5 separate regions of the Mus musculus genome follow, and all the other regions are linked to region 1. The links are chromatin loops, found by intact Hi-C in ENCODE. Cell type or tissue: heart. All regions are shown on one strand. Links, peaks and the distances in the headings refer to the core of each region. The heading gives the core; the rest is flanking DNA.

Region 1 (6,184 bases), core at 694-5,693:
CTTGAACTTGCTCTGTAGTCCAAACAGGCCTTGAATGTGTAATCCTCCTGCTTCAGCCTCCGGAGCAGCTAAGATTATAGGCCTTCACTATAAGGACTATTGCTTAAAACATTTCTTAAAACTTTTAATTGATATATCATAATACATATTTATGGGGTGTGATACTTTGAGATATACATATTCACAGGAACATACACATAGACATATATACATGCACACATTGTGTAAAGATCAGATCAGATCAGATCAGAGTAATTATTATATTCAACATGACTAACATTTACCATTTCTTGTGGTGAGAACACACAAACGCTTCAAATTATTTTGAAATTTACAATTCTTAACCAGGACCACCCTATGGTACTGTAAGCCCTGAAATTTACTCCTCCTGTCTTAGTACAACTTTGTGCCAGTTACCCAAGCTCCTCATCACACCTACACCCTCTTTGTCCTTCTAAGCATCGGGTAGCATTGTTCTAGTCTGTACTTCTGCAAAACTAACTCTTCTGAACATTTATTGTTTGGTTTTGTGTGTGTGAACTTCACACCATTCACCCCATTCCTCCATATCCACCCTCTATGCTTGCAACCTCCCCTCTAAAGGAAAACACAAAATTTAAAAACAAACAAAACAAAGCAACAACAAAAATCTTGCCGAGGAAGCTAGTGTGTTACCCAGTATACCCTTTTACCCAAATAGCTTTACTTTCAGATGTTCTTTGCAATGAATCATTGGTCTGGTACGAGCCCTCTGGCTTTTCTGCTGCACTATCGATACTAGATCCTCACGAGGAATCCTCTTGGATATCCTGTTGTTGCCCTGTGTCACGGAGATCCTGCAGGACCAGCCCCTTTGTGTGCTCCAGCGGTTCATAGACGGGGTAGCTGTTGGGACGGGTCAACTCAAGGCCCTGGATCTGGGCCTGGGTGGTGGCTGAATTGATCACCTGCCAGTTCTCCTGTGCCCACGTCACCAAAGCCAACTCTCCTGCTTTATCCAGTCGAATGGCAGGGACAGTTCTCCTGTCTGAGGCAGCTTGCAAGGGACCGGATGGACTCTCCCACACTCACACAACCAGACCTAGCTCTAGCTCGCTGCCCCAGCAAAAGGTGGGCCAGCTCTCCCACCTGCTGCAAGTGGTGAAGGGCAGCTGTGCAGCACCCACACCAGCTCTCTCTCACTTATGCCCTAGGGCAGCTCACCACCCCACCACCTCTGCTAGCACCCCTACTACCTGGCCAGCTCTCCCATGCTGCCCAGGGGAGGGGAGGGGCCAGAAAGGGGCAGAGCCAGCTCCGCTCATCACTAGGACATCAACATGGCCCCCGGAGGCAGCTCAGACCAGAGATGTCTGCATGGAGTTTGGTGGTGACATGGCCTTGGACATCAATACAGGCCATGGCCCTGCTATTAACCCTGACGCTATCTCTTCAGCCCCACAGACTGCTGGTTCTATTGTAGTTCTATTTCCACATCTTAAGGAGCATTCATATTGCTTTCTGTTATGACTGTACTAATTTACAGTGCCACCCACACTGTCCTCAGAATTCCCTTTACTAGTGCCTATTACTACCCTTTTGATGATAGCCATTTAGTCTGAGTTAAGATGAAGCCTGGCTGAAAAACCACTAGAGAGTTTTAAACGAGGGCTGACAAAGTCTCCTCTGGTCTTGTGAAGGGTGGCAGTTCAAAACCTCTGGAACGTTCTTTTGCAGCAAGGTTGGTGTGTTGCAGCAGACAGTAGAGATGGAGGAAAGTATCAGCCCTGAGAATGTCTGTAAGTAGATCCAGGACAGTTACCTCAGAGCTCGCTGTGGAGATGTGTGTGAAGGAAGATATCAAAGAGGACGCGGACAGCAAGTGTTACCATTTGCTAAAGTGAGAAAAGCAGGGTGGAAGGAAATATCCGGAAGAGATCAGCCATTAATATCTCTGTTCGGTCATGCTAGGATTGAACTCTGTCCACTGCCAAATGGAGCCGGCAGATAGATACTAAGTCTGGAGTCACAGCTCCACGTTGGAGAGCTGAAAACGGCCAGTGTGTAGAAGGCTCCCAAGGCCATGTGTATTTGCCTTACTCTGCTCCATAGCTCTAGACACCTTTATGTAAACCCTCTGTTGACCTCTCAGAAGGGCTGGTGTCCACGGGCAAGGATTATAAACAGGCCGAAGAAGATGGTGAGTGAGCGCCTGCCATCCTGGAGTAGGAACAGCACAAACACATGACTATGATCTCAGCCTGAGTCTAGAACTCGAGACTTGATTGGTGGTGAAGTGTGTAGCACAGAGAGGTGAGAGACCCAGGGATGTCACATACATAGTGCAGCCAGAGACTGGGGTCAAGTGGACACACATAGTGTGAAATGACTTTAAGTTAATTTTTTAATTTAAATTTAAATATATTTTAATGTTCCTATCCTTTATCAGTCATGTATTTTAGGAGTTCCCACCTATTAATCTACAAGGCTTTCGAGAGTTCCGACACAATGCAGAGAAGACAGGAAGGGAGGTTATAAAAGTTGCGATGCCTTTGAGAGCTGGTCAGCAGTTCTCTGTTCCATGGCCCCTCTGAGACAGGCTTACTAGACAGGCTAGATAGAGCCAAGCAGTCTATGTCCTCACATCAAATGAGGTGTCACTGCATTCCCACCATACACCACTAGAGGGCTGCAGAGACTAGCACTGAACCGAGTCGGAGGCCCTGTGAAACCAGGATTAGACCTTGCCAGGGTCTCCCATCCTGCCATTATTAGCTGAGGAAGCTGGAGTTTTCGGAGACTGTATGGTGTTCCCCAGGCCACCCAGCTACTAAGTGTCGATGACACAATTCCATTAGCGTTTTCACTCGGGGTTCCCCCAATGTGATGTCATGAAAGTGGATGGACTTGGTAGCCAAGAATCCCATTTGCTGTATCTCATCTTGTGTGTTAGTCAAATCCTGTCTCTACACCTCGCTGCCTTGTGGGAAATGAACGCTTCAGCTGTGCGGGTATTGTGTTCTGTTGCTAGGTAGCATAGCTGAGGGGCTCCGTGGTCATCCACCAAACACTCAGGTCTTCATTTTCTTCTCTTTGGGGTAGCTCAACTTCATGAAATAATTCTCAGGAATGAATCCCGAGAGTCCTGTCTGGCCATGCCCTTCCATACATGACAGGAGGGACATATCATTTTTAAGACGCCAACATAAATAAAACCACAGGAGGACTTTATCTTTAATCCAACAAGGAGTCGATGGTAAGAATGGCTTTCTTGCAGGTTTGGACCCAGAATTTCTTCTCATCCATTACTGTTTGCCGCATGTCCACTGAGTGCCATGAAGACAGAGGGTTCTGGACCATGGGAGGGTGGCGTGATAACCACCACTCCCTGCCAGGTGTTACCCAAGTCCAACTTTATTTCTCACACTCAGTTACCCTCACTATAGTTCTGGGTCAGGCATCCTTAGCCTAATCTTAGAACTGAGGCTCAAGAGAAGTTAAATGATTTGTCTAAGACCTTTCAGAAAGTGGCAGCCCCAGAGTTCAAGGCCAGCTTTAGCTTTGCCGATCTTTGCCTAAGATGCTCACCACATGAAAGTGAGAAGCAGGAAGTATCGTACACTGGAAGAAAGGCTACCCTGACGCCAGATTGCTTAAACCACTGGGGCAACCCAGAGGATGGGCACAGGGGCAGCGGGAGCATCCTGGAGCATGCTCACACCCGGCCTGGGGTTGGGGTGGGAGCCTGGGAGTGGATGGGGCTGACGCATTCATCAGCGGTGAATCTGATGTACCAAAACATGGCGTACATGGTTGGTGAGAGCCTCTCCCCACCTAAGCGGCTTGAGTTCTAAAAACCAACTCCTCCTGAAAAGTAAGCGAGGTCAAAAGCTAAAGCGTCTGAAGCCAGAGTCGGAACAGCAGCGTGCCTCACCAACAGCAACGTCTGGAAATTAGCTTCACATTGAGTTCTATTTTTAAAACCCTGACCAAAGTGACTCCACAAGGTAAGCAAGGTGAAAGGTCCCAGGAATTTCCTAAAGCGTTTAACACAGCCAGAGGCTGACCTGACCTAATTGGCAGGAATAAAAGGAGACCAGGGAATCCCAGCTCCCACTGCCTCCCCCAGGCTGGCAGACTGCCACCTAAAGAAAGATACGAGCCCCGAAGCACCCGCCCACCCGCAGCAGCTGCTCCACGCCTACACAGGTTTTCCAAAGCGCTGCGGACCAGCAGGTCAGGCATGCGCACATCTTATGTACAGGAATGTCCAGATGCTGTACAAACGCAATTCTAGAAATAGCCAGACACCTGAGTGTAACTCAACACGGGAAACATCCTGCCATCCCAGCAAAGCAGGCTCCTCTAAGGGGCAGGAAGAGGAAATCCTAGAATCATTCTTTTATCAAGCAGAACTAAGTCTCCAGCCACCCACCAGCCAAAGCCAAGTAGATCTACCCTGGCTGCTGCATATTAGATTCACCTGGGAACTTTAAAAAAAAGATCCACAACGCAACTCCACCCAAAACCAGGGAGAGGAGCCCAGTCCCCTTTCCCACCCCACCCCACCCCATCCCACCCCACGTGTGTGTGTGTGTGTGTGTGTGTGTGTGTGTGTGTGTGTGTGTGTGTGTGTGTGTGTGTTTTAAGTTCTCTGTGTGATTCGTATGTGGTGAGAACCATTAAATATTAGGTACAACACAAAACAGGCCAGACTTCAAGCAACAGGACTTCCACCATGCCATGTATCTATCTTATGGGAGGTGACTTGGAGTCACCTACACCTGCTGCCTTCCAGGGGTTTGCTACAGTCATCTTGCAGACCGGTGGGTGAGAAAGGCTACACTATCCAACAGCACTCAACAAGCAAGAGGCAGCAGGGGAACCAGGTTTCCTAATTCCAAGACTCTTGTGTTCATGTCATTATGCATCACTTTAAAAAGTACTGCTGGAAAAGAGGTTCAGAGTGTGCATCACTACAGGAAGACAAAGTCATAGACAAAGGGAAAAGGTGGGTGGCTGGCTCTCCACCAACCAGTTAGTGTCTGTTAGCGTTCCTAAAACAAGCTTGTGTTGATCCACTCTTTGTTGAGGTAGCTGTTCTTGTCAAGGGTTTTCTAGACAACCCTGCAGCCAGAACCGTAAGTAGATATTTAAGAGACTGCTGTGCCAGGATCAACAGTTGGCCTTGGGATATGCTTACAAGCCCTAAGGAGGACATAATTTATTGCACAAACTCTTAGCTGAATAGTTAGCACTGGAGTGTTGGCTGCTCCGCTGGCTGTTAGTTTCTGGTCAATAGGTGTTGGTGGGGAAGCCTGTGTTCCCAGGGAAAGCGCAAAACAAGTGCAGCATGTGCAGTGGCTGGAACCCAGACTGAAATACAATCCCCTCTCCGGGTAGCTATTTAGCCACATCTAAACCTTGCTTCTTTAGGCCAAGGTACAGTTTTGCCTGCCCTGGAGTGGACTATAACATTCTCAAAGCAGCTTAAAGATATTTAGTCTAGTTTCCCAAGTGCCGGTCCTCTGGGAAGTAGGAACTGCCCTCCATAAACAAGCCCACTGATCCCTGCCCTTCCCCCTTCAGCAACTTTGGCCTTGGCTCTTCAGCTGCTCTTTCAGCCTCTCTTCTTCCCCACCATTTCATATTTGCAAGAGAGGTTCATCTGTTTGCCACTTGTCAATCACTAACAAGCAGGTCCTCTTATTTTGCAAATGAAGAAACTGAAGTTCAAAGAGCAGAGAGCCACACAGTAGGTGGCAGAGCTGGGACCAGCCTGGCTCCTGGGTCCCATGTGGGTGGTCTGTCAGGTCCCACTCAACCAGACTGACAGCATTTCCAAGTGTAAATTTCATTGGAAGCAATAGCCAGAGCAATCCAAAGACACATCTGAGCCTAGCTCTGACCCTGGATGAAATCACAGTGAAAGCAAAAGTCTTATAACCCTGTACCTCTTACAAACCAAGAAAAAATTAGAATGTTTACCGACATCCCTTATTAATACTTTGATAGATACCAAACCCATATTTATTTTTTAAAAGGGACTTGCCAAAAGAAGAATCCAAAGAACAAGTCTCCAATAATAGAATGCTTAGGGGCTGCCTTGATGGTTATTTTGTGATAGATGGTCTGCCATCCCTCTTGATTCTCTCAGAGAGTAATAATAAAACCCACTTACTGGGGAGATGGCTCAGCGGTTAAG
Region 2 (6,184 bases), core at 375-5,374, 260 kb after region 1:
GGAGGGGAGGGGAGGGGAGGGGAGGGAGAGGAGAGAGAGAGAGAGAGGAGGGAGAGGAGAGGAGGGAGAGAGAGGAGGGGAGAAGAGAGGAAGGGAGGGGAAAGGAGGGAAGGGGAGAGGAAGAAGAGAAGAATGTCCATTCTCACACCCACAACCATCAGTAACTCCAGTTTTAGGGGATCTGACATCTTCTTCTGATCCTTGGGTATCAGGCACATATCTATCTGCCATACAATGGCACTGTCTAGAAATGCAGTAGCAAACAGATCCCAGTCCTCTTTTTCAAGTTCTGAAGCCAAAGAAGTCACACAGGGAGATACACCCGACTGCATGACAGATGCCATTGGGCATCAGGTGGTGCAGAGCAAAGGGTATGTCACTGCGCCGAGGGTTGGTGGGCTTACCTCACAGAGATTGTGACATTGAGGTTAGATCTTTATATTTCAACCTAGTTGCTAAAGATATTTCAAGTATACAGAGCCTCAGGGGCAGAGATATAAACACTCACAGTAGTGAAAGGACCAGAGTTCAGCACAAGGCACACCCAGACCAAGTACTCAGCACAGAAGAGGTTTATTTGCCTAGAGGGTCAAAGGGCAGGGAATAAGAGACAAAGACAGGAGATAGAGGGTCGGGGAGAAGGGGAAGGGAACAAGGAGAGGGGGCAGGGGTATTTGTCCCAGGTGGGGCAGGGATGGGGGAGATACCAAAGAGCTGCCTCTGGGTAGAGAGGAGACAGATGTGGCAAACGACAGTTTATAAAGGCACAGAGGAAACCCCTGTTAGGATGAGCTGCTTAATTTTAATTGGACATGTTTATTAAGTGAGCCAAAGGGGAATTTTGATTGCTGGACTTCAATACTTTGACATCTGGACTTTGGTGGTCAGCATCAGGAGGAGGAAGTGGATAAATAAGGAAATAGACTTCCGTGGCTAGCTTTAGGAATATAATCTAACAGTTTTTAACAAGGCAGAGGGAATGAGGGAGAAGGGCAAGGCCCGTCAGAGCCATGCTTGCCATGTTCTACCCAGCTAGCGCCCCTTCAGGTAGGCTTGAGAAAGGTGGGAATTGGAAGATGATCCAGGCATGAGCATTGTTTGCTATTTAACTTGGTGAGGTGTGGCCCTCAGGTGACTGTCCAATAAACAGACACATAGCTCGTAGTTATAAAATCTAGGTTTGGGTTTTTGAAGATTTATTTTATTTTTAATTATGTGTATATGAGCCCACACATAAGTGGCAGCAGAGACAGAGGGCATCTCATCCCCTGGAGCTGGAGTCCTGAGCTGCCTGACGCCAGCGGGTGGGGTGGGATGGGTGGCAGGGCGGGGGGGGGGGATCTAACTCCAGTTCTCAGGAAGAACAGCAAGTGCTCTGAACCGCTGAGCCAGCGCCCTAGTCCCCCAGGCTTGTGCATGTGGTTTGATAGATAAAATTGTATTTTCATGTACTCTTCAATTTGTCATTTTGAAGATAATCTTGAAATTACTATAAATCACCACGTTTTACTTTATGCTTGTTTAAAAATTGAACAAGCATAAATTTGTTACAGGAATAGATGTGACCTGACAAACTGATTTGTCAAACAGACAAACATTTTCATTTCACAGAAACAATTTATATCTTTGAAATGTTTATTAGTGTATTAATAAGTTCACAGTCCCCCTACTTTTTAAGCATTGGGCTTATTAAGAAGATAAGAAATAGTGATTGGATTAATTTTTAAAATGTATCCATGAATAAAGTATGCTAATGTTTTATTGATAAGGTAAAGTCTGATTTATATGTTTACGATGAAGAGTGTACAGGAAGTCAGTGAGGACTAGATATGATATTGGAGAGAGAGCACGCGCTTGCAGACACCTGTGTGAACAGTCAGAGAGGATGAGCCGCCATGAGAGGGGAGTCTGGACAATCAAGCTTCAGGGACAAATACGAAGAGCTAAAGCAAGACAGGTAAGAAACTAATAAGATAAACATGGACTGGGGGAATGTCCCAGGGTCCCACTTCCAGATGATGAGCCACAGGCAGCTAAGGATTGCTGACAGAGGGGGATTAGAATTCCCCAGGGATGAGTCTCTAAATGCTCATCCGATCCAAGTGGCCAGCCTTAGAAACATGTACACAAACGACATGAACTCAGCAGGTTGCATTTATACATTAATTCACACAGATATACACACTCCCTCTAACACACACACACATGCGTGCACACACACACACACACATATGCAACAGTAATAATTAAAGAAGACCTGAACCTGAGAGGGTGGGGAAGGGACATTGGTTAAGAAAGCTGCAATCAATATTTACAGATAAAGCACACAGAAGAGAGTGTGTTCACAGTGCAATGGTATACAAAATATGCACAGCAGAAATAGCATGTAATTAATCTTTGTTGGGCGTTTGCGACAAGTCAGGCACTCCAGTAGTTATTTCTTCCTTTCTTGGCTTCTTTACTGCAGTTCCATTTATTTAACAGAAGAAAAATTACGGCATCTTTCTGCCATGACTCCAACCTTCTCCCATTGTATTATACATAATTGCATGAAAGTATATTTTTTAAATATATCAAGGCCCTGCCAGGATGTGAATGTGGGTGCTTTCCTCAAAATAACTGAAAGACATTTTTTTTGAATGACTGGTACCAACTTTTTGTCTCAGCCCAGAGCACTTTCTCAGGATTTAATTCTGGAACGCACTGCCTTATTCATTGTTAAATGTGCAGGAGGTGATCGCATTCCCCTCGTCTGCATCTCCCAGGATTAGTACAGTTTTGTCAGCCTGTATTGTAAGCTGTGTTCTTTCAACTCACTTTCCTTGAATTTATTGAATGGCCATAGTCAGGGTTGAAAGCTTTAAACTGTGACCCCAGAGGAGGTCAAACTGTGAACACACTTGCTTTTGTTTCCTTGCAACCTGGAGGATCACAGACCAGAGATTAAGTAGTTTTAAAGAGCAAAGGTTTGGAGATAAGGTTGTTTGAGACACACTCAGCCCCATCTGTAGGTGGCACCACCACCTAAGGCAGCTGCCACAGGGCGGTCAGGCAGGGTAACCGCACGTAGTTTCGCTTTGATGTGAAAGTGTCCCAACAATAGTCTTTCCAGATTTCTGTCGCCACAGAGTTTTATCATGATGTCCCCAGTCAGAGAAAATGAGCTTTTGTGGTTTAATATTTAATAAGACTCAAAGCTTGGCAGAAACCCCGGAATCCATGTGATATGGACCTGTGACTTCCTGGGCTTATCTGTCTGTCTGCCACACACAGTGCCTGAAGAACTGCCACGATACTATCTTCCTAAGTTCGTTTCATTCTTCCCTGAATCCAACACACAGCTAGAACCCAGATTTGGTAATCCACAGACGCAGAAATGGAACGGGCCGGCCCGGAGAGAGGCACGGTCTTGAGGTTCTGACTCAGTCAATTTTCTATTGAGTCATTTTCCATCTGTTTCAACTCTGTCAACACACAGGGCCACTGGGGACAGCCACTTGACTCTTGGAACTTGGGCTGAGGGTGTGGTTGCTGTGGCAGCTGCTGCCAGAGTGCGACTAGATGGGGGCACAGCCTCAGCTGTGGTGAAGGTGACAGGCAACTGCTGTGGCCCCTCCCACTTTCCTGTTCATTGAGCATCCTGGCAAAAGATCCCACGTTGTTGCGTGGCCTCCTGGAGAAGCAGCTGAGGGAGGAGGTGTGGGAGAGGGAGGAGGGCTTGTGGTACTGTCACTGACTGCTGTGTCCAGGGCTGGCTAGGCCTGGTATTCACAAGTAGCACACAGCGGAAGGCATCCAGGAAGGACATGCAGAGGTGAGGTGCTGGCTGGAACCGCCTGTTAATTCTTCACATTTCTTCTGCTCAGAGTGGTTTGCTCCTGAGTAGGGGTCCAGCGGAGCCTTGGAGCACTATCTCATATAGCCTATAGAGATGATTGTACAGTCATGAGAACCCAGCGACCATCTGTGGGCTGCTACATTGCAAAGTCATCCCTGGATGGAAGGAGACTCCAGGCTGATAACAGTAAATCCCCCAGACCTGAAATGAGAGTTAAGAGGACATTCCCATTTTATTCACTCCAGAGACCTTTTCATAGAGTATGCAACCAAGTGCGCATTTATTTTTAAAAATCCTTTTTGGAGAACTTCATACGTGGGCCCGTTGTCCCAGATGATTATTATTGTACCCCACATCCTTTACCTGCCAACAATGGTACCTTGGGCAAATCACCCATCTAAGTGGCTGTTTCCTCACCTGTGAAGTGTAAATAGTCAACCTGCCTCAGAAGGCTCTTGGGAGAATTGAGAGATTATTCCAGGGGCATGTTCAGCACCGGGTATGGTAGCTGCGATTATGATCTTTGCTTAAGAGTTTGTAACAAGTAATACATTTGTGTGATTTTACTGCCAGAGAAGTAGTCATTGTCTACAATCTTTTTAAAAATGGCTATTTTTATCATTTATAATTATGTGTATCTGTATGGGTCTGTGAATGCAAGTACCTTAGGGTTTCATTGCTGTGATGAGACACCATAACCACAACAACTCTTATAAAGGATGACATTTAATTGGGGCTGGCTTACAGGTTCAGAGGTTCAGTCCATTATCATTATGATGGGAAGCAGGGCAGCATCTAGCAGGCATGGTGCAGAATGAGCTGAGAGTTCTACATCTTCATCTGAAGGCTGCTAGGAGAAGACTGGCTCCCATGTGGTTAGGAGGAGGGTGTCATTACCCACCCCCACAGTGACATAGTTCCTCCAACAAGGCCACACCTCCTAATAGTGCTGATGCCTGGGCCAAGCGTATTCAAAACACCACAGTAAGTATCCATAGAATTCAGAAAATTGTGTCAGAGTTCCTGCTTCTGGAGTCACAGGTGGTTGTGAACTGTCCACTGTGGATACTGGGAACTGAACTTGGGCCCTCTGTAAGAACAGTGCCCAAGCTCTTAGCTGCCAAGCCGTCTTTCCAGCCTCTACTGTCTACATTCTTAAAAATGGGACAGACAGTAATGTTAATCAATGGGATCACAAAGAAAACCTTCAGTCAGAACTCACCAAGGTCTTTCTCCTGAGCCATCTGCACCCAGACATGGTTCATCAGAACCCAACAACCGAGTCACGTTGTAGACAATGCTGAAAGTGGCATAAAGTGATTGCAAAACAAATCACTCACGATGGCCAGCACATTGCTTAACCTAATGCACTAGTATTCTTCAAGTGGCAATGCAGACAAATAGCCTAGCCAAGAAAGGATAAAGGCAGCCACTAGAGTGAGCTGCATCCTGCATGACTGCTCCCAAGATGACCCTCTGCTCTCTCTGCCCCCCTTTGGGTAAGGAAACAAAGCTTCTCGGTCTACTCTGACAGACACCCGAAGGTGTGTCTGGTACTGTTCCTCGATGCAATTTTCTTCTTTGAAGCTCAGACCACCACCACCCCACCCCCTGGAGATCAGACCCTCTTACATGAATACAGAGAGAGCATGTTTTCTAACTGCCCATCTTAAGAGACGTGACACAAAAGGCAGAAAAGACAGAGGATCAAATGTCAACAGTCTCTCTGCTGGATTGGCAGCCATTTGGGCTCCAATATCCCATAATCATACTAGTAAATTTGAAGAGGGGGATAAAAGGCAGTTGGGAGTAGAGGAAACAGAGTTCCCATTTATGCAGCTTTTGCGGTTTATAACGATTTTGTAAGTATATCCTCACTTGAACCTCTCAGAGGCTCTGGAAACAGGGGAGCCATGGCCATTCCATCTCTGACGAGGAAAGTAGAGTTGGGGTTGTAGCTCAGAATGAGAGCATTTGGGTGTCCTTTGTGAGTCCTGGGCTCATCCCCAGCACTACCAAAAACAAAGGAAAAGTCTGCCTGAACTCTGAGTGACCAACTCCATGGATGGCAGGTCTGCTGGGTTCCCAGCCCGGCTGTGCTGTGAGCTCTGTGTGACCACACAGGCAGGTATGGGACCTTTTAGTGCCCTTGCCTCCTGTATGGCTTGGAGTCATAGACTGTAAATGAATCTTAGTGCTTCTAATGATGTTAGGGCTCTTTTCACCTCTAACTCCATATGCCCTCATCTAGTTAGACTCAGGGATCATCCTGTCCATCAGTGATCACTCTGGCCAAGGACCCACATTTCTGAATGAAGATCTGAACCCTCCTCCATTCTGCTGATA
Region 3 (6,184 bases), core at 550-5,549, 400 kb after region 1:
ACAACCACCTGTAATGAGATCTGATGCCCTCTTCTGGTGTCTCTGAAGACAGCTACAGGGTACTTACATATAATAAATAAATAAATCTTTAAAAAAAAAAAGAAAGAAAGAAAGGTGGGGCTGGAGGTTTTATAGAGTAAGGGAGGAGTAGGGAATGGAAAGGAAGGAGGAAGTGGAAGGAAGATGGAGCAGAACCACATGGCCTGGAGAAGCTCCAAGTAGCAAGAGGTCTCATAGATGAGGAATAAATTAGTACAGTGATAGATCTGCCCAACCTAGGCATATAGCTTATAAACACAATAACTAAGTTGTGTGTTTTTTATACGGGCTTATTGGGGTAAGAAATTACCAAAACACAGGGTTCATCAGTTGTCCAAACAACAAATACAGATTCGTTTTAGTACAAAGTGAAAAGAAAAACTAACTCTCCTGCCAAGCATGCATCATGGCTTTGCAGATTCTTTTGGCTAATCCAGGCCACAGTGACACAGGTCAGAAGGACTGGACTTTCTTGGGTACTGACTACGTGCCAATACTATTCTGATAGTCTGCACATGTTAGCTATGTGGTCCATGCAACTACCTTAGGGTGCTGTTATTGAGCTACCTTGTTTAACTTATTTAAATTTTTAATAATTTATTTTTACTATTTGTGTGTGAGTTTATGTAGGTACACATGTGTGTAAAAGTGCCCATGGAGATCACAAAAGGGTATCTTAGCTAATTTGTTTAGTGCTGTGAAGAGGCACCATGGCCAAGGATACTTGCATAAGAAAGGGTTTATTGGGGGCTTACAGTGTCAGAGAGTGAGCCCAGGACCATTATGATGGGAGCATGGCAGCAGACATCTTGGCATGCCACTGGGGCAGCAGCTATGAGCTTACATCATGAACTACAAGCATGAGATAGAGAGAGCCAACTGGGGATTCTGTGGGCTTTTGAAACTTGTAGTCCCACCCCCGAGACACACCTTCCCTCAACAAGGCCACACCTCCTAATACTTCTCAAACAGTTTCACTAACTGGAAACCAAGAATCCACATCCTCACTGAAACCACTACAGAGGGTGTCGGATCCCCTGGAGCTAGCATTACAAGCATCTGCAGCACGTGGGTGCTGGGATCTAAACTCCAGTCCTCAGGATGAGGCAGCAAGCCTTCTTAACGACTGCTCTGTCTTCCCAGCCCCTGGTTTAAATGAGATGCTTCGGATTGAACCCCAAGCCCTGTGCAGGCTAAGCACGGTCTTTACTCCCAAGCTCTCTCTCCAGACCCTAAATTATATTTTATACAGAAAGGAACTAAGCCGCATGAACCCCGTCAGCTTTCCTGAGATCCTATAGCAAGAATGGTAAAGTGCAGAGGTGAAACACCTGGCTTTGCATTATCCTCACTGCATTTTTTAAAAGTTTTTCTGGGGCCGGAGAGATGGCACAGCAGTTGGGAGCGCTCGCTCCTTTTGCAGAGGACTCAGGTTTGGCTCCCAGCACCCATGTGATGCCTTCACAACCATCTCTAGCTCCAGCTCCCAGGGACCCCCCCCCCTCTTCTGACCTCCACAGACACCAGGGATGCACTTGGTGCACTATACGTGCAGGCAAAACACTTGTACATGAAATAATTTTTAATTATAAATACTTGGGGTGGGTGAATTCGTTCACATGCCCACATACATGTGAGGTACACATGAGCGTAGGCATGTGCGTGATACAATACTCACATGGAAGTCAGAGAAGGCCAGTTCAGGCATCAGTCCTCAGCTTCCACACTGTGGAAGTGCTGCCTACACTGTGTTGGCTCCTTTTCAAACTTCCAAGGATTCTGTTCCCACCTCCCATCTTGACTCCGGAGCACTGTAATTACAGACTTCTATGTCCAACTTTACATCTCTACCCTTACAAAGTGAGCTCTTTACCCACTAAGCCATCTCCCCGGCCCCTACCCTCACTGTATGCTGGCTAAGTGTCTGTCACCAAGTAAAAGCCAGTCTGTGGGCCAAGTTCTTTACATAGATTATTTCATTAAGTCCCCATAACAGTCATTCCCCACCTCAAATGTCAAAAAACTAAGATTTAGAAGAATTAGCCAAATTCCCTGTAGATAGAAAGTGGGCTCTGAGATTGCCGACAGAGCCCAGAAATACAGAAAATACTAAGGCACGGTGATAAGCCACGACTGCAGTCTCCCTAGAAGACTCTAATCTGGAGGATATGAAAATACAGCTGCGGGCCTAGGACAGAAGTTCCCCGGTACTTTCCACTCTTCTGGACTTTACAATAGGCCAAGGGAAGAATGGAGCCTTGCCCAAGAACTTGAAGTCTCTGTTGGTTCAGCTATCCAGCTAGCAGCAGAGGAGACTTCCTCCCTACTGCCTCCCTTAGCATTAGAACCCACAGTAGCAGGGACTTCCTGCAAGCAGGTCTGTCTGGGATTTGCAGGCTTGGGACTCAAATTCACACAATCTCAGGTGTAACTCTTAGAATCGATTCTGAACAATGCTAACTTACACCCACTACGTTTCCTTCTGCTCTTATCACCCCTGGTTCAGGCAGGGGCACAGCAGGGCTCTGCAGGCCCAGCAGAAATGCAAGCAGGTCTGGGAGGGGTAAAGGGAAGGAATGTAGTAGAGAAGCGTATTTGGATTTGGTCATTTGGGACTGAGACCAACAGATGGTAGGACAAAGATCACGGTTATGAGAGGGGCTTTTGAGGGAGGAGGAGGAGGGAAAAGGAGGAGGGAGAGGAGGAGGAAGATGACGACGACGACAACCACCACCACCACTACCAACAACAGCAACAACCATCCCTGAGGGTCACCTAACCCCACCAGGATAGTGAGAAGGACATTAGAAGACCAGAATAATTGTGGCCACCGAATAAAAAGTTACACACGCACACCCCATCTTCCTGCCTGCCGTTCCCTGTCCCTTCATTTCCACGCCCATTATTCTGGTGTGACAGAGTTCCCCTGATGCTCTCAGGCTCTAAAGCCGGAACAGCAGCACCCCCTCGTGGTCAAGGCTCACCAATGGTCCAGGCTGATTCTTTGCTCGATTACCCAGGCAGGAGGTAATGGCATGCTGAAATGAGTTCCTTAGATTTCTGGCTGTTCAATGGCTTCTGTAAATGGCACCGCCTCACTCCCGCTACCTTTTCAGCCCGTTTTACCCACAGATAAGATATATAACTACCTACAATGCTCCAATGTGACCTGTTGGATCTTTTTTTTTAAGATAGATTTATTTTTATGTTATGTGTGTGAGTGCTTCACCTGCATGTCAGGGCACTGGGGGCATACCCGAGGCTTATGGAGGCCAGAAGATAGCACTGAATCCCCTGTAACTAGAGTTGCAGATGGCTGCAACCATGTGGGACTAGGAACCCAGCCCAGGTCATCTGCAAGAGCAGCCAGTGCCCTTAAGAGCTGACCTCTCTCCAGCCCATGCAATGCATTTTGATGATAGATTGTCCTTGGGGAGGGCAGATTTTTTTTTTCATGATTTAATAAATCAGTAGCTCTGGGCTGAAGAGGAAAAGAAAACTCTATCTTTGCTCCCATTTGGGGCCATTCTGCCATGTTGAAGCAGGCTGGTTTTCATTCATTTTAAACCCAAATCAATCAATCAATCAATCAATCAACCTCTTAAATCAGGCAACATCACATGTGCACCTCTAATGAATAATTAATTTGGCAGAAGAGAGAAAAATCACACCCAGCCATTGGGTGGATAGAGGAGTTGGGGAGTAAACCGTGCTGACCATGTAATGGTCCAGGCTTTCTCAAGAGGTGAAGGAAGCTCCAATGGTCAAACCGGGGCTAATATCCACCAAGCTCTCCCTGTGTCTGTGCAGACACATTGTCGTAGTCATTGTGTCTGGACTCCAGCAAGTTCGCCCTCCCCACAGGTGCTCCCCTGCCTCTGTTAAGAGAAAGTCAGAAGCAGGTGGATCTGGGAGGATGGTGTGGCACAGACACAGCCCTGTCATCTGAGGGCAGGGCCTGAAGTCTAGACCTATCCTGGCCACAGGCAGGGAGTGAGCCGGGCAAAAGGGAGCTAGGAGCCAGCCCGTTTCCATAGATACCGATTTCACTTGCATTTTATGACAGCTGTGCTAGGCTGCCTGGAGAGGCATTGTTTAGACGCCTGGGGGACTGGCTTGGAAGGAAAATGCAGTAAGAGCGATTTCTCATAAAGCCTGGTGCTTTCCCTCACTAAGGGGCAGCCCTGGTAGGACCATTCCCTTTAGGTATGTGAGCAGCTAGAAATGTCAACCTCAGACACCATGAAGGTCATCCAAAATGACCCTTAGAAGCAAGCCATTGTCAGGACCACTCAACCCTGAGCCCAGTGTGAGAGTCTCCCTGGGACTTATGTGAAGAATCTCACCCTGGTCTTCTGCGGGACCTAGAAGAAAACCTGGGAAAACTTCCCCTGTGCCCCAGTTGAAGCCAATGACTGACTCCTGAGAACCTGCAGTGCTATGTCTTGCTTTTCCATCTCCACTCCTACATCTCACCTACCCAGAAGGCCTGTCTCTGCTCACACTCAGCTTCTTACCGCACACATCACCAGGTTCTCTCCTTTGCTAGGGCTTCATAAACTAGATTGAGCAAGATGGATCTCCTGTGCTCAGCAATCTCAGACACTGGTGGGAGAGACAGACACATAAATGAACCATCGAGAACAAGAGAACAGTAGGGTCAGAGGAGACTTTCAAGAGAAACTAAAGCTTCAATGAGGCCTCAAGACATGAGTCAGGGTTCAATGTAGAGGCATTGCATAGGCAGAAGCTTGGCAGTAAGAAGGAGGGTAATGGGAATCGGGACCCCAACGGGTCGCAGATGCTGAGAGTTGAGTACAAAGACATCAGTGGCAAGAGATGGGCAGGAGTAAGAGATGAGCAACACCCCCCCCATGCACCATGCTACAGACCCAAGCTGCCCCTGACCCCCCACGCTGCCCCCTCCTCCTCTCCTCTCCCTCCTCCTCCCTCTCCTCTTCCTCCTCTTCCTCCTCCTCTTCTTCCTCCTCTTCCTCCTCCTGCCCTTCCAGGTGCCTTGCAGCAGGTCCATGAGTGACTCATTGATAGCAAGCCACAGAGAGGTTTAAGTACAGGAAGGACATGACTAGGTTTGTGTTTCAAAAAGACTGTTTTGATTTCCAGACCCAACCTCCACTCATTCCCCAGCACAGTTTACTTAGCCTGAGACAAGTTCTGACCACAATAAAGTTTACATCAAAAAGTTAAAACTCTACAGGAAGTATAGGAGCACTTTCGTGTCATATGTGAGACCCTGAGTTGATCCCCAACACCACACCAGAAAAAAACCAACACATACAAACAAACAAACAAACAAACAAACAAAAAGTAAGAAAAAGGCAAGTTCTTTGGAACTGTGAAACTTACTTCATGCAGAGACCGACTTCAGAGTCGTTTATCCTCTGGCTGTGTTGATGGTGCCATCTAGTGGTAGAACTGTATGTAGATCGCCCTCAAGCTTGCTTCTGAAGAATTGTCTTAACAGCTTGTATTATTATCTTATTAAATCCCCCCAAACATCTCAATGATGGAATGTGTCACTATTATTTCCATATTAGAGGCTAAGATTCCAAGGAATGGTAACTTTACGTGGAGCCTCCGGGGGCTTAGGGACTGCAGTTGGGGACTCCCTCTTGTTTGCCGTTATTCCCTCTTCAAAGATGAGGGAACTGAAGCCCTTCATGATTGACAGACTAACTAAATTGCACCATAGGCAATGAAGTTTTCCTGCCTCCATTTCCACATTTTCCCCAGGAAAATGTTGACACATTCAATATGTTTATTTGAGGCAAAATAAAATGAAATGGCAAAGGGAAAAGACCCATTCTTCCTTTCTTTTCTTTTTAATTCAAGGCAACTGTCCCTGGCTGCAGTTTTACTTGTCATGAATGTCAGCCAAGGTGCAGCTGTAGGCCAGACTTGAGTAATTGTAGGAAGGACAATTGCAACCAAAATATACAAGGTGTGGGGACCCAGGAGCTCGACCCCAGAGGTTGAACGGGTTTTATTTCTACAGACTATGCAGCTGGTTTTTGCATAACAAAATGTTTCCCAGGATCAGAGGGGGATGTTGGGGTTCAGGTTATGAGTCTGAAGTAAAACTCTCACTGAGATAACAGAGCACCTCAGCCTTTGCTCCTGTCTG
Region 4 (6,184 bases), core at 420-5,419, 140 kb after region 1:
AAAAATTATTTTTGTGGACATGGGGATCCCGTGACGGCACCTACTTTTGGGAGTCTGTAGCCGTGTTTGAGAATTGCCATCGGTCATGTGTTGCACCGTTCTGTGTTTACGTCCTTTGGACTGGCTTCTCCCAGGATTCTTTTCTGGTTTTTTTTTTTTACTTTTGATTTGGGCTTTATTTTGTGTGTATGTGTGTACTGTACTATATTGTAAAAGGGATTTTAGCAGAGACTTTAGTCTTTGGGGCAAGAGGAGAACAGGAATGCTGGGCTGTTTACTTTCGATGGAGAATCCATCTTCAGACCTTGGACTATTTTCTTTCAACTCCAGTGTATAGAAAAACCAAACTACGACCTCAGAGCAGAGTATTAACGAAAAGCACAAAAAAAGGAACTGAGTTCAGCGAGGGGTGGGGGGAGGGGGGACATTTTTCTTTTTAAAAATACTGAAGCTTGGGACGTTTGTTCTTCGGTTCACGTGCTCCTCAGCACGGTCTGTCTCCAGTGTACAACCTGCCCGCCCTCACGGTTTCCTCTCTCTCCTCCTTCAGTTCCTTGGTTACGTGTGTTTCCTTCCTGTGACCCCGCTGGTGGCCCTCTGCTTTCCCCTCTCTTCTTCCCCTTGGCAGCTGCAATACCCAGGCTCTCTGGGGTTCTCCCTGAAGCCTCGCCCCTGCCTCGGATGCCCTCTGGCCTCTTGTCCCTCCCTGCCCTCCCCGCCCTGGTGTACTCTTCCTTGCCCGCCTTGTTTCTTGTTCTCCTTTTCTTAGGAATTCCCAAGTGAATTTTATTAATGTGTGGGAATGGAACCGATGCTAAAAGCTATCCAGGATTTTGTTTTTGTTTTAAATTTTGTGTTCCTTCCCTTCCCTCCCTCTTCCCATGCGTGAAACGTTCTGTGTAATCTTCATTAAATTTGGTACAAAACCACTCACCAGAGCTGTGGTGTCAGAAAAATAAATATATTGTTTCTTACAAAACAGAACTGCCTTTTTGTGCCTTGGCTTCCTGTTCACTTCGTATCAGGGCCATTGGTTACTATATGACTGGAGTCCTAATACTGGAGCTGGCTGTAGAGATGGGGAAGGAGAGGGGCACTCTTGAGAGCATACCTTGCTGTCAGCGACCCTTCCTTGTAGAGTTGCTCCCTTCTCTGGAATCCATCACAGCAGAAAAGCAAGCCTTCCTCACAGCTGATCTTCCCCTCTAGAGCAGTGGTTCCCAACCTTCCTAACACAGTGACCCTTTAACACAGTTCCTCACATTGTGGCACCAACAGTAAAATTATCTTTGTTGTTGCTACTTCATTTAATTTTGCTACTGTTATGAATCTGTTTTCCAACAGTCTTAAATGAGTCCCTACGATAGGGTTATCTGACCCTTGGGAGGGTAACCACTGCTCTAGAGCAAGAGCTGGCCTTCGTTAGGTTCCTTCATGAGAGCCAGCAAAATGGTATAAATCAACTAGGAAGGCCAACATAGATCTTAAGTTATTTAAATAAGCTCTGAGACCTCCCTGGATCTTCCTGACATAAAATATTACCACACCTACACATCCTGTGTTTTGACTGTCCATGCGACTGTGGTCTTTTCTGCCCACCCTCCACCCCAGCCTGCCCCTGGTCACCTCTGCTAACCACATATGGCTCCCCAACACATTGATGTCTATCCTACAAGTCATGCATTGAGGTACTCGGTGCTGTGTCCCTGCACAGCTGATTTGTTCTGGTGAGTGTACTCCTTTTGAGTTGTCTGTGCGTGGAACTCAGCAAGAGGGTGTCTGTGTGCATGTCTGTTCTCAGGTGAGATGCTGTGTCTGTGTGCATGTCTGTTCTCAGGTGAGATGCTGAGCCAGGAGCAGCAGGTGCGGAGTCAGACCTGGACAAATTAGACTTGGCTGCTGTTTCACACACTGTTGCCTGTGAATGTGGCTCTCTCTCTCTCTGACAAATGGTTCTGAGAGCTGCTTTCATCTTCGCCTGTCATGTCTGTCTGCTCAGGAGCCCCAAACAACAAAAAAGTGGATGTGCACACTGGGAGATCCACGCTGCCAGTCCCCTTGGTGTGTGCTTTCCTTAAGAGGATCTGTGAAATATACGATAATCACCTTTACGGTCAGGGTAGTAGAGCCCACAAGTTTAAGAAGAGACTTATTTTGATCTACTCTGTTGATACTGGATAACACATTTTGTGTCATAGAGACAGTAGGCCGGAATCCATGATCACGACTCATGGATGTAGCTGCCCTGGTCTCTGATGTTTCTGGCCCTGAATTGTGTAGCACAGAACAGGGTAAAAAGCATGAGGAACGTGAGATGAAACCCCCAAGAGACAGGCCAGCTGGTCGGGCTGGGGCAGCCCCACACCTTACTGCTGATACTGGCATTGCAGTCACCGTGGAATTGGGTCCCATGGCTACTAGCCCAGGTAGGGAGGGAGTTGATCTAAAAGCCAGTGTTCACTTGGAGGGGCAGCAAGAGGTGTGGAGACAGCCACAGCCTGCTGGGGAACCATGGGTGTGTCACTCCTGCCTTGCAGCCCCCTGCTGGAGAACTTGGAGTAGCGCAGGTCAGCCTTCCCATTTCTTATGTTTTCTTAGGACTTGGAAGCCTTCCTTGTTCCTCATCAGCATCCCTCAGCCGCAGTCCATCCCAAGAACCTCTGCTAAGCCAAATTTATGTGAGCTTTAGATGTAATTGGTAAGTTAATAGGATCGACATAAAAATCACACTTTTGAGAGATTGAGTGTGGGTGCATGGAAAACTTAACAATGTAATGCTTTTAATAAGGAGGGGCAAAGATGGGATAGTGACGTAGTAAAGGCTCAGCTAGTTTCTCCACCCAAACAGTTTGGGTTTCATGGAGAAAATGAAATCATAGCTTGTTACTTTCAGGACTAAGTGGGGTGCGGTGCTGTGCTGGCTTTAAGGGTTGGTAAGGACCGTGCAGCATTTTCTCCAAAATAATGTGATCTAAAACAAGCCTATAGCTAGAAATGGAAATATGCAAATATATAACTTTAGTCTTCTAATGTAGGGTGTGGCATGAGAAATTTAAACAAAGGGATTAAACATGGGTGATCTACGATTAAGCTCTATGCCCCCAGGCTAAAGCTAATCTGTAAACAATTTCAATGTTTGAAGCTGCTTTTGAAACAGTTGATCCTTTTCTCCCATCCTTCCTCATTGTCACATAATGCTATAAATTCAGTTCAATGGCATTTGTCAAGGTTGGCTTCTGGGATGGATCACCTGTTCAGGTAGACTAGATGGGGCCTCAGCATAGTTCAATGAGGGGGCTATCACTTCAGCACTCTCGATATAGAGGTCCCGTGCTTCTGTTTCTCCCTGGGCTCCACAGACTATTTAGGTGACTGTGACTGTGGTAGCTAAGTAAAGTCACGGTGCTCCATAGCGGTATGGGTCGTGCTCCCATGATTATTCTCTTAGCAGCAGCTCCAGGCACCCTGGGAAAGATGGCTTCTGTGTTGCATTTGAATGTTGCCTGTGTTAGTGGTTTCTTTTTCTTCCTTTTCTGGGTGCTTTGAAAGTGCTGAAAGGAGAAGGGAGTTAGCCTTAAGGGGAAGATTCATTTGCTCAGCCGACACTGATAGAGCACCTACTGTGTGTGTCAGGGATTGTGCTGAGCCCAGGATAAAGAAACTGTGAGTCGGTTACAATACGACCTGGTGGCTACTGCAGAGAAGTGGGAACAGAAAAGAACAAGCAGCCGGAAAGGAAGTTTCTTCAAACGAAGGGTGATCTTTGAACTGACTCTGGAAGGAGGGAGGCTTCCTGGAAGACAGGTGGAAGAGAGCAGAACAGCAAGAGCCTCTTTGAAGGAAGACAGGCGTAGAGAAAATGCTCCGAGAGAGGGGCTGGATCACGCAGAGCCTGGTGTGGCCCTCTAGGACTTGGAACTTAAATTTTAAGCAAGGAAGCCTTGCAGGTAGTGTCCTAAACTTACTTGACCTCACAAGGCTAGGGTTTGATGCCCAGCACCATACGTAAAACGTTTTAAGCAGGGAAATCAGGTAATTGGATTGGCTTCAGAAGTACATAAAGTGGAGTGTGGGAGACAGGCTGGGTGGGGGAAGGGAGCCACGGGAAGACGGGTAAACACCCATGTACAACCCTAAGCTACTCTCCTCTGCTTAAAAAGGCAGATTTCCTAAGTTCTGCATCAGTATTGACTCTGTCGTTCCTAGTTCTTCTGTAATTGTTTCAAAGTCATAAACTTATTTTTAAGAAAGTCACTAGAACCTTAATTTCTTGGTAGACTCAAAAATAACACATTTAAAGCAGATCGTGAATAATGAGCAGAATCTAGTTTGTAGACGTTTCTTATTGGAGGGAGCTAACCGGGAAAATACAGGGAGCTGCACTATAAGGATCATAATGAAAGGTACTTTCCTCTGCCTACTGCGCCTGTCAGGGCTCCTGTCAGACAGGAGTGCCTTCTGCCTCTGTGTGGGTGACCACACTTCAGCTCTTAGCTTTCCGACTCAGTACTTAACCGTGCTTGGAAGCCACACTGCTAGAGAAGGTGAGTATCCGAAAGCCTACAAGCCCTGGTGGGTGCAGAAGTCACTGCCTCCCTCACACAGATTTAAAGCCTGGGAAAGCTGAGTTATCTCACCAAGCACAAAAGAACAGGTGTCTCTGCAAAAATACTTCTTCAGGGCCCCTGAACAATTATGAGATGCCCCAGGGTGTCAAAGCAGAAGTTAGAGTCCTGCTGGGAGAGTAAAGTCCAGCTGTGCTTGCTGGGGTGGGGGTGGGGGATGGTGCTTAGTGTTGGGGACAGCACGGAGGTGGGGGGGTATTCTATGTGGCTTTGAGAAGATTTTCAAAACCCTTGCTTGGGAAGCAGCCCCTGCATTTCTTGCCCATTCCGGTTGTTGGAGCACAGGTGGAGACATACAATTTACATTTCTCTTGTTAACCAGTATTCAATTAATTAGTGTGAATTTACGTTTTCAAGATTTTGTTTTATTTATTTACCACAGCAGAAAGCTCTTTCTATTAAAGTCTCCGGGGGAGCCTGTATTTATTTCTCTTCTTTACCGCACTTCCAGGGGCCTTCATTTTTTCTCACTTCCCACATAGACGCTCCTCCACTACTTAGGGAGTGACTTACCCTGGAGACACCCACAAATCAATCTGTGATCTAAGCATCTGCCTTCCCGCTGTGCACTGAAGGCTGCCTTAAGTGCCTTCTATGGAGGAAGAGCCCTGGCTTCCTCACTGCTCCTTTCCTTGGACATTCCATCAGCAAACATGCAAGGTTCTCTTCTGACTGTTCTAGCTTGCCCAGTCACAACTAGGAAATGCCTTCTGCATGCTGATAGCAGTTAAGTTTTTAAGCTGTCTGCACAGCATAAGCTCTGGACACACGAGTCACCCTGATACCTTAAACTTAACTGTCCAATTTCCCCATGATGCCACTTTCCCATTACAGGAAACAGTGTGTCTTCCCCCCGAGTCTCATGCAGGAGTCATTCTTTTTTAACATGCTTATTAATTCTTTGAGAATATCATACAATGTATTTTGAATATAGTCACCCCCATCTCCTCCCATAGCCACTCTCTTATCCTTTTCCTCCCAACTTTAATGTTGTTTCTTCTCTTCTCTTCTCTTCTCTTCTCTTCTCTTCTCTTCTCTTCTCTTCTCTTCTCTTCTTTTCTTTTTTTGTTGTTTTTTTTCTTCCTTCAAGCCCAGTTTGTGTTGCCTAGCTAGAGAGTGGAACCTGCCTTGGTGTGTGGTTGACCTAAGAGAGGCCACACATCAAACAGTGACTCTCTCTTTCCCAGAAGCTACCAAATGCCAGTAGACCTCAGGTGGTAGAGATACCTGGTGTTTCCTCCCCATTCCCCACCCTCCACTCCGGCCCCCTGGCCCCCCCCCCCCCGCCCTGGCCCCGGCCCCGCCCCCGCCCACTCTGGGATTTTGTCTGGCTGGAGGTTATGTAGGTCTTAGGCATATTGACACAACCACTGTAAGTATGTGCACCGGCCCTGTTTTATCTGGGAAAATACTGTTTCCTTGATGCTCCCGACCACCTCTGTCTGGCTCCTATAATCTTTCTACACCCTCTTCCTCAAAGGACTCTGAGCTTTGGGACGAGAGGTGTGATATATTATGTCTAACTTAGGGTTGAGCCCCCACAGCCTCCTACTCTCTGT
Region 5 (6,184 bases), core at 868-5,867, 260 kb after region 1:
TAAAATCAATATTAGAAGCATTACTATCATGTTATGAAGTTTGGCTGCCAATTTATACCTATGAATGTATGACAGTGCAAATTTTAATGTTTTATTAAAGAGACATTGTTTTTTTTTTTTTTTTTTTTTTTTTTTTTAAGATTTATTTATTTATTATATGTAAGTACACTGTAGCTGTCTTCAGACACACCAGAAGAGGGCATCAGATCTCTGTTACAGGTGGTTGTGAGCCACCATGTGGTTGCTGGGATTTGAACTTTGGACCTTTGGAAGAGCAGTCGGGTGCTCTTACCCCCTGAGCCATCTCACCAGCCCCAAAGAGACATTGTTTTAAATCTTATGTTTAATTTTACTTTTTAGGATAGGAACCACATACTAGAAATATCTTTAGAGACCTAGCCTCTTGGCCTGCCTTATGCCACATGTTGGAAAGACATTAAACTTGAGTTATCAATTTTAAGACTAACCATCTGTAGCAATGTAATAATTATTAATCTTAACCCATAACTTATGAGCTGATAGTGAAAACACGCAGAGCACATTGCCAATAAAAAAAGAACCAAATGAAGCAGTTACATTTAGACCAATCAAAGAATATTCATTTTTTTAGCTACAATCATGGAATAAAAAGCACTTTATCATTTGCCAAACACATTAATCACGATTGTAGAGAACGCTCTAGGAAAAAAACATTTATCGCTTTTTTACCCCGAAACTAAGAGGCTGTAGACTCCTCCCCCCTTTTATTTATAATGAACAGTTTTTTTTCAGCAGGGGCCCTCCTGCCATGTGTCTGTTTCCTGGTTGAAGCACGTGGCAGCTCTCGGCTTTGCAGATAAAGTATTTTTGCCATCTTTATTATCCAACATAAAACATAGAACATTCATTCATACAGACTGGACACGAACATACATGAATTGAACACGTGAACAGATTGGTGCACCAGACATTAGACAAGACACAAAAGGGGCAGAGTACTTCTGCTGTAAAGCCCAGAGAGAACAAAGCATGGCACTCCTGAAATTTCTCTCTGCTTTTTGGGACATTTTCCTCCCACATAATGCAGTTTTTTAACTGCGGCCATCTGCCTGATTATTAATTTCCTTTTAATAAACCCTTTCTTTTCTCACGCCTAAAAATGTAGCTTTTGGGAGCTACAGCTAACTGCCTGTTACGTTCCTAGCTCCTGATATGCTTCACTGCTGAACCTAAGTGAATTAGCGCCCAGTTAAACGCTGTTTCAGCTTAGCCCATACCGCCCTTCTCCGGTACGAATTTCCTTTAATTATTTTCTTCTTCTATGGACCTCCAAACCAGCAGTGTTTCTTCCAAATGTCCTCTGCTGTTTCTCAGTCCCGCGTGGGCGCCAGATGTTGTGTCTGGCAGCGGCTCACGTGTCTGGGTTCTGTTCTGGGAAGGCATCTTGGAATCTGGAAGACAAGAGGGAGCTAGGCAGGTGAGAGAAAGACATAGCTAAGACAAAATTCTGATCAAAGCTCAATTTTACTATTTCCGACACTCAGTTATGAAGCAGGGGAAGGGACCTGATTCCCGCCAAATCATCTTGGAGTAAAGTTGCAGGTGAACACATGATGGCTCCGGAACAGCTAGGAGGCAGGCAGCAGCAGTGGGAGTGGCAGGACGATAGGGCGGCAAGCTCCGCCCTGATGCTCTCTAATACTGAAACCTGAGCAAACAGGTTTCAGGCTGGGGAGGGGAGGCTACATAAGAATACACAGAGATGGCCAGGAAAATGATACATTTCAGTAGAGGATGTTCATTGCCTACCATGATGGTTAAGAGCGCCTAATGGCATAGGCTAGATGAATAGTTCTCAAGCTGTGGGCCAAGACCCCTTTGTGGACTGAATGACCCTTTCACAAAGGTCCTACATATTAGATATTTACATTATGATTCATAACAGTAGCAAATTTTCAGTATAAATTAGCAATGAAAATAATCTCATGGCTGGGGGTCACTACAGCATGAGGACCTGTATTAAAGGGTTGCAGCACTAGGAAGGTTGAGAACCAGTGGGCTAGACGGGACCTGAGGTTGCTTACCTCTTTCTGTTCCATTCCTCCACCTATACAATGGGAAAATAATAGTATCTGCTTAGAGAGTTATGAGGAGTGTGTGTGTCCTGTGTGTGTGTGTGTGTGTGTGTGTGTGTGTGTGTGTGTGTGCAATTCCAGAACTGGAATAAACACTAGGATCCCTCAGTTCCCACTGATTTTTCCCTGTAGAGCGACATGTCATTTCATGACAGCGCTGTGACCTAGCACTGTGTTTTTGTCCCATACTTGGACCATTCCTAGGCACTGATGAATGTGTTTCAAAGAAACCAGCCCTGACCTTGCACCAAATCCAAGGCCTAATCTTACCTGCTCCAGGTCCAGATTCCTCGGCTGTGGCTGCCTCTCATCACCACGCTTTTCGGAATGCTCTGCAGCCCTTCTGCAAGATGGCCCCTGGATGAATGCTTTGGACTCCTCCCTCACCCTGACATTCAGTCTTCCTTTGAGATCCCAACTGAGCCAGTTTTAAGAAAATTTGGGGCCGCCCCTCGTGGTAATCCTCCTGTGGTAACTCTACTCACAGGTCCATCCAGGACAGAAAAAACTGTGTGTTTATCCTAACCCTGCAGTCATGGAGACAGGCATCTGCATTACAGGGGACAGGATAATCTCAAGGGCAAGTGTGGCCCTCGGTGTGTGAGCAATCTTTCTGCATCTTTGCTCCATTTCCCTTTGCTTCTCCAAGTTTCTACCAAACTGCAAGTTTCCTTGTGCTCGAAGGGGAGGGGTAATCTGCTACCCTAAGCCTGAGGAACTGCTGTCCTTTGGTTTTTCTTTGACCTTAGTTTCCCCTCCTGTCTTTCCTCACAGTCCCTCCCTCTCCTCCCCCCTCCCCACCATTCTCCTGTCCTCCTTTTCTCCTCAGAAAAGGCTCAGAAAAAAGGAGGCTTCCCATGCATATCAAGTAGCAGTAGGACTAGGCTCCTCTTCTCCTATGCGGCTCGGCAAGGCAGCCCAGTTAAGGGACAGGGATCTAAAGGCAGCAACAGAGGCTGCTGACCTTCTGGTGCCCCTCTGTGGAGGATGGTCTGGCTGGAGGTGCTTTGTCTGGAACTTGATGTGATTGCTGTTTGAGTGGTGGATGCCACAGGCCTCCAGTTTCTCCTGTTACTGGGCAGCCTCAGGGCCCCTCCTTCTGTCTTGTTTTTCTCTGTACCATCTAATGATGTTAGGAAGATCAGAAACTCAAACAGTTCTCAGGTGGGGACACTGAGAATACTACCGTGTAAAGTCCAGGGAGCAATGGTCTAGGAAGCAGAGATTCCTCTGTCCACCCCTTCTGCCTACCTCTACCCACAACTGCGGCTAGTCTGCCCCATGGCCCAGACATGTCGCATTGTCCTGATTTCCAACTAGCTGCAAGGTGAGACCACTGGTTGACTCCAGTCCTTTGCCATGGGCACTTTTGGTATTTCTCTTTGTTCTGAGGGCTTCTATATTTTGAAAGATTCAATGTTGCAAAAAGTCCCTACAGTTTGCAGTTTAGTCAATTACTTTTTCCACACTTTCCTCTCCACTGTTTTTGGCTGGCTTGTTGTTGCTGTTGTTGTTATTGCTGGTATTTGTCCCTGGCGGTGGTGGTGTGCTTTGTATAACCCAGGCCGGCTTAAAACCTTCAATCCTACTTCAGCCTCTTGAGTGCTGGTATTAAGGGCATATACCATCATACCTAGATTTTCCACTTTTTTTTTTTTTAAATGAAACAAAACAAAAACTCACATAACTTGTTCCATAGCTACCCTCTCCCTTTTGCTGTATAACAAGAGCACCTAATGACACAGGAAGCTAAGCTGCCATCCCAGCTACTCAGGAAGCTAAGGCAGGGAGTTCACAAGTTCAAGGTCAGCTTGAGATACAAAGTGAGTTCAAAGGCAGCCTGAACCCTGTAGTGAGACGCTGTCTCAATGAACAGAATAAAAAGAAGGCTGCGGTTGTAGCACTTGCTTAGTGTGGACGACTGCCTTGGTTTAATTATCAGAGCAGCAAGAACAGAAAGCGTCTACATTCTGCCTTCTTAGAAACTTTCCTATATTGCGTCTAATGCATACCCCTCTAGACTTCATGCTCTGCGTTAACTCTCTAGACTTACTCATTTTACCCAACTGTCGATCTATGCCCTTTGACCCCATCTTTCCATCTCTTCCCTCTCTCCTGCCCTTGCCAGCTACTGCCCTTCTCAGTATTTCTGTTTGACTTTTGGAACAAAAAAAAAAAAATCTGTATGTAAGTAATGTTATAAAGCATTTGTCTTTTTGTGTGCATTTAGCTCCGTGTCCAGCTTCACACCGGTTGCTGCACATAGCAGTATCTCCTCACCTAGTGCTAAGTAATACTGCATGTTGTATATATACCAGTGTTCTCCCCAACCCCACACTACAAACACACACACACACACACACACACACACACACACACTTGCTGGTTAGGTTTTTGTTTGTTTTGTTTTGTTTTGTCTTATTGTCAATTTAACACACGCAGAGTCATCAGGGAAAAAGAACCTTAGCTGAGGGATTGACTCCACAGGATTACCTCCAGGCAAGTCTGTGGGGTATTTTCCTGATTAATAATTGAGTGGGAAGTTTCAGCCTCTGTCGGCAGCGCCACTGCTAGGCAGGGGATTCTGGGTAATATAAGAGGGCAAGCTGAGCAAGCCATGGGAGCAAGCCAGGAAGCAGAACCCCTCAATTGTTTGTATGCCAGCTTATGACTCCAGGTTCCTGCCCTGACTTACCTCAGTGATAGACTGATCTGGACATGTAAGCCAAACAAATGCTTCCCTCCTGTGAACTGCTTTGTCATCATTTTTAATCACAGCAACAGGAAAGCAAAGTAACATACCACCCATCAGTGGACTCTTAAGTTGTATCTCGGTTACTGCCAATAATGCTTTGACACGAGTATACAGAGATCACCACTGGATGCTTAATTTCATTTGCCTCTGGGCCAGGTCTGTCTTCCCTACCCCCCCACCCCCAATCCAGAGGCAGGCCTTTGACACCTCCCCTCTGCCCTACCAGTGATAAATATCCCTGCCTCCTCCCCTTGTTTAATCAAGACCACAACGGTGACAGAATCTTAAGTGAAAACAAACTTGAAGAAGGCTTTCTTAGAATGCCTTTGTTCTGTTATTCCTGGTGAATGTGTGGTTACTCCAGATGTTTCCTACATATTGAAAACAGTTATAGCTTTCTATTACCCCTTTATGGTAAACCTGAGCAGCCTATTTGAGCTGAGACAGTTTGCATGAATAAAGACTTTCTGTGCAAGCGTTCTAAGCTCATGACCACCTTATGTTCACGAGTTGAAGTGGCTGGAGGCAGGTGTCCAATCAAAGGCAGCATCAGGGCTTTCAGTTCCTTGTGCAACACCATCAACCTTCCTTTGCTTTGATGCTGTCATTCCAAATGGGGGCTATGTTCACCTAGGTTGGCTTGTGTCTGTCTTTGCTGAGTTTCCAAGTCAAGTTTGCTAATCACAGTAGCACACACCAACACTCTGATAGCATGGGATGTCAGTGACGATCATGGAGGCGGGCCAGATGGCTCCCCAAAGCAAGAGCAAGCACAGGAACGTGGGAAAGGGAGCTGTAGGGTGGAGATGGTGCAGTAGGGGTAGAAAGGAGACCAGAAAGGGGGAAGAGAGAGAGAGAGAGAGAGAGAGAGAGAGAGAGAGAGAGAGAGCTCAGTAGATAAAGGACTTGCAATGCTAGTGTGGGGACCGGAGTTTGGCTCCTAGAAGCAATGCTGGCAGGATGTGTGGTTCAACAGTAATTCCAGTGCTTAGAAGGTAGACACAGGAATCCCTGGAACAAAACATCTGGCTAAACTAGCTGTTTCAATGACCTCTGGGTTCAACTGAGAGACCCTGACTTACTGAATAAAGTAGAAAATAATCAAGAAAGACTCCTGGTGTCTATCTCAGGCCTCTACCTGTGCACTCAAACATGCACATGCACCTGTACACACATGATTACCATGGGTGTACAGCATCACTTCTCTACAAAAGAAGTACTGCTCCAAGATCAGCAGCAAATGTTAATTGTACAAGAACTCTGGATTCTCAGCTGCTGAGAGGCTTAAAGAAGCCTCTAGAGTGGGGGCTCCTTT

Evidence for each region. Hi-C counts contacts between places; a loop is a spot of excess contacts. Peaks named below come from ENCODE experiments on the same cell type or tissue, not always from the same donor. Only the 100,000 strongest peaks of a DNase experiment are listed, where the experiment ranks them.
Region 2: it touches region 1 in a loop (3-fold over the local background); 27 of 42 quality-filtered maps call a loop at or near these places.
Region 3: it touches region 1 in a loop (8-fold over the local background); 37 of 42 quality-filtered maps call a loop at or near these places.
Region 4: a loop joins it to region 1, with 5 times the contacts of the local background. A loop is called at or near these places in 26 of 42 quality-filtered maps.
Region 5: it touches region 1 in a loop (3.0-fold over the local background); 27 of 42 quality-filtered maps call a loop at or near these places.

The regions. Positions count from the first base shown.
Region 1 is chr3:97,335,489-97,341,672 of GRCm38, reverse strand. No RefSeq gene overlaps it. Among named protein-coding and RNA genes, the nearest start is that of Gm40101, 8.2 kb to the right of the region's middle. In heart, for the core only: a CTCF peak has its summit at 2,667 (motif pointing right); DNase peaks (open chromatin) are centred at 2,662 and 4,062; H3K4me3 peaks cover 467 bases; H3K27ac peaks cover 367 bases.
Region 2 is chr3:97,073,502-97,079,685 of GRCm38, reverse strand. The region is part of intron 1 of 4930573H18Rik (RIKEN cDNA 4930573H18 gene); the gene reads left to right. It overlaps Gm31120 (a long non-coding RNA gene), which reads right to left and starts at 5,533. Exons shown (of 2, transcript XR_375878.1): 1 at 5,061-5,533; 2 at 3,666-4,039. In heart, for the core only: CTCF peaks have their summits at 1,073 and 3,018 (motif pointing right); a DNase peak (open chromatin) is centred at 3,065; H3K4me3 peaks cover 312 bases; H3K27me3 peaks cover 885 bases.
Region 3 is chr3:96,935,714-96,941,897 of GRCm38, reverse strand. No RefSeq gene overlaps it. Among named protein-coding and RNA genes, the nearest start is that of Gja8, 13 kb to the right of the region's middle. In heart, for the core only: CTCF peaks have their summits at 3,013 (motif pointing left) and 5,469 (motif pointing left); a DNase peak (open chromatin) is centred at 2,997; H3K4me3 peaks cover 334 bases; H3K27ac peaks cover 1,560 bases; H3K27me3 peaks cover 1,063 bases.
Region 4 is chr3:97,198,458-97,204,641 of GRCm38, reverse strand. It overlaps Bcl9 (B cell CLL/lymphoma 9), which reads left to right. Exons shown (of 10, transcript NM_029933.4): 10 at 1-980. Among named protein-coding and RNA genes, the nearest start is that of Bcl9, 26 kb to the left of the region's middle. In heart, for the core only: a CTCF peak has its summit at 2,546 (motif pointing left); DNase peaks (open chromatin) are centred at 601 and 2,441.
Region 5 is chr3:97,080,087-97,086,270 of GRCm38, reverse strand. All of the region lies in intron 1 of 4930573H18Rik (RIKEN cDNA 4930573H18 gene), which reads left to right. Among named protein-coding and RNA genes, the nearest start is that of Gm31120, 9.0 kb to the right of the region's middle. In heart, for the core only: no CTCF peak of the experiment used is centred there; no DNase peak of the experiment used is centred there; H3K27ac peaks cover 744 bases; H3K27me3 peaks cover 316 bases.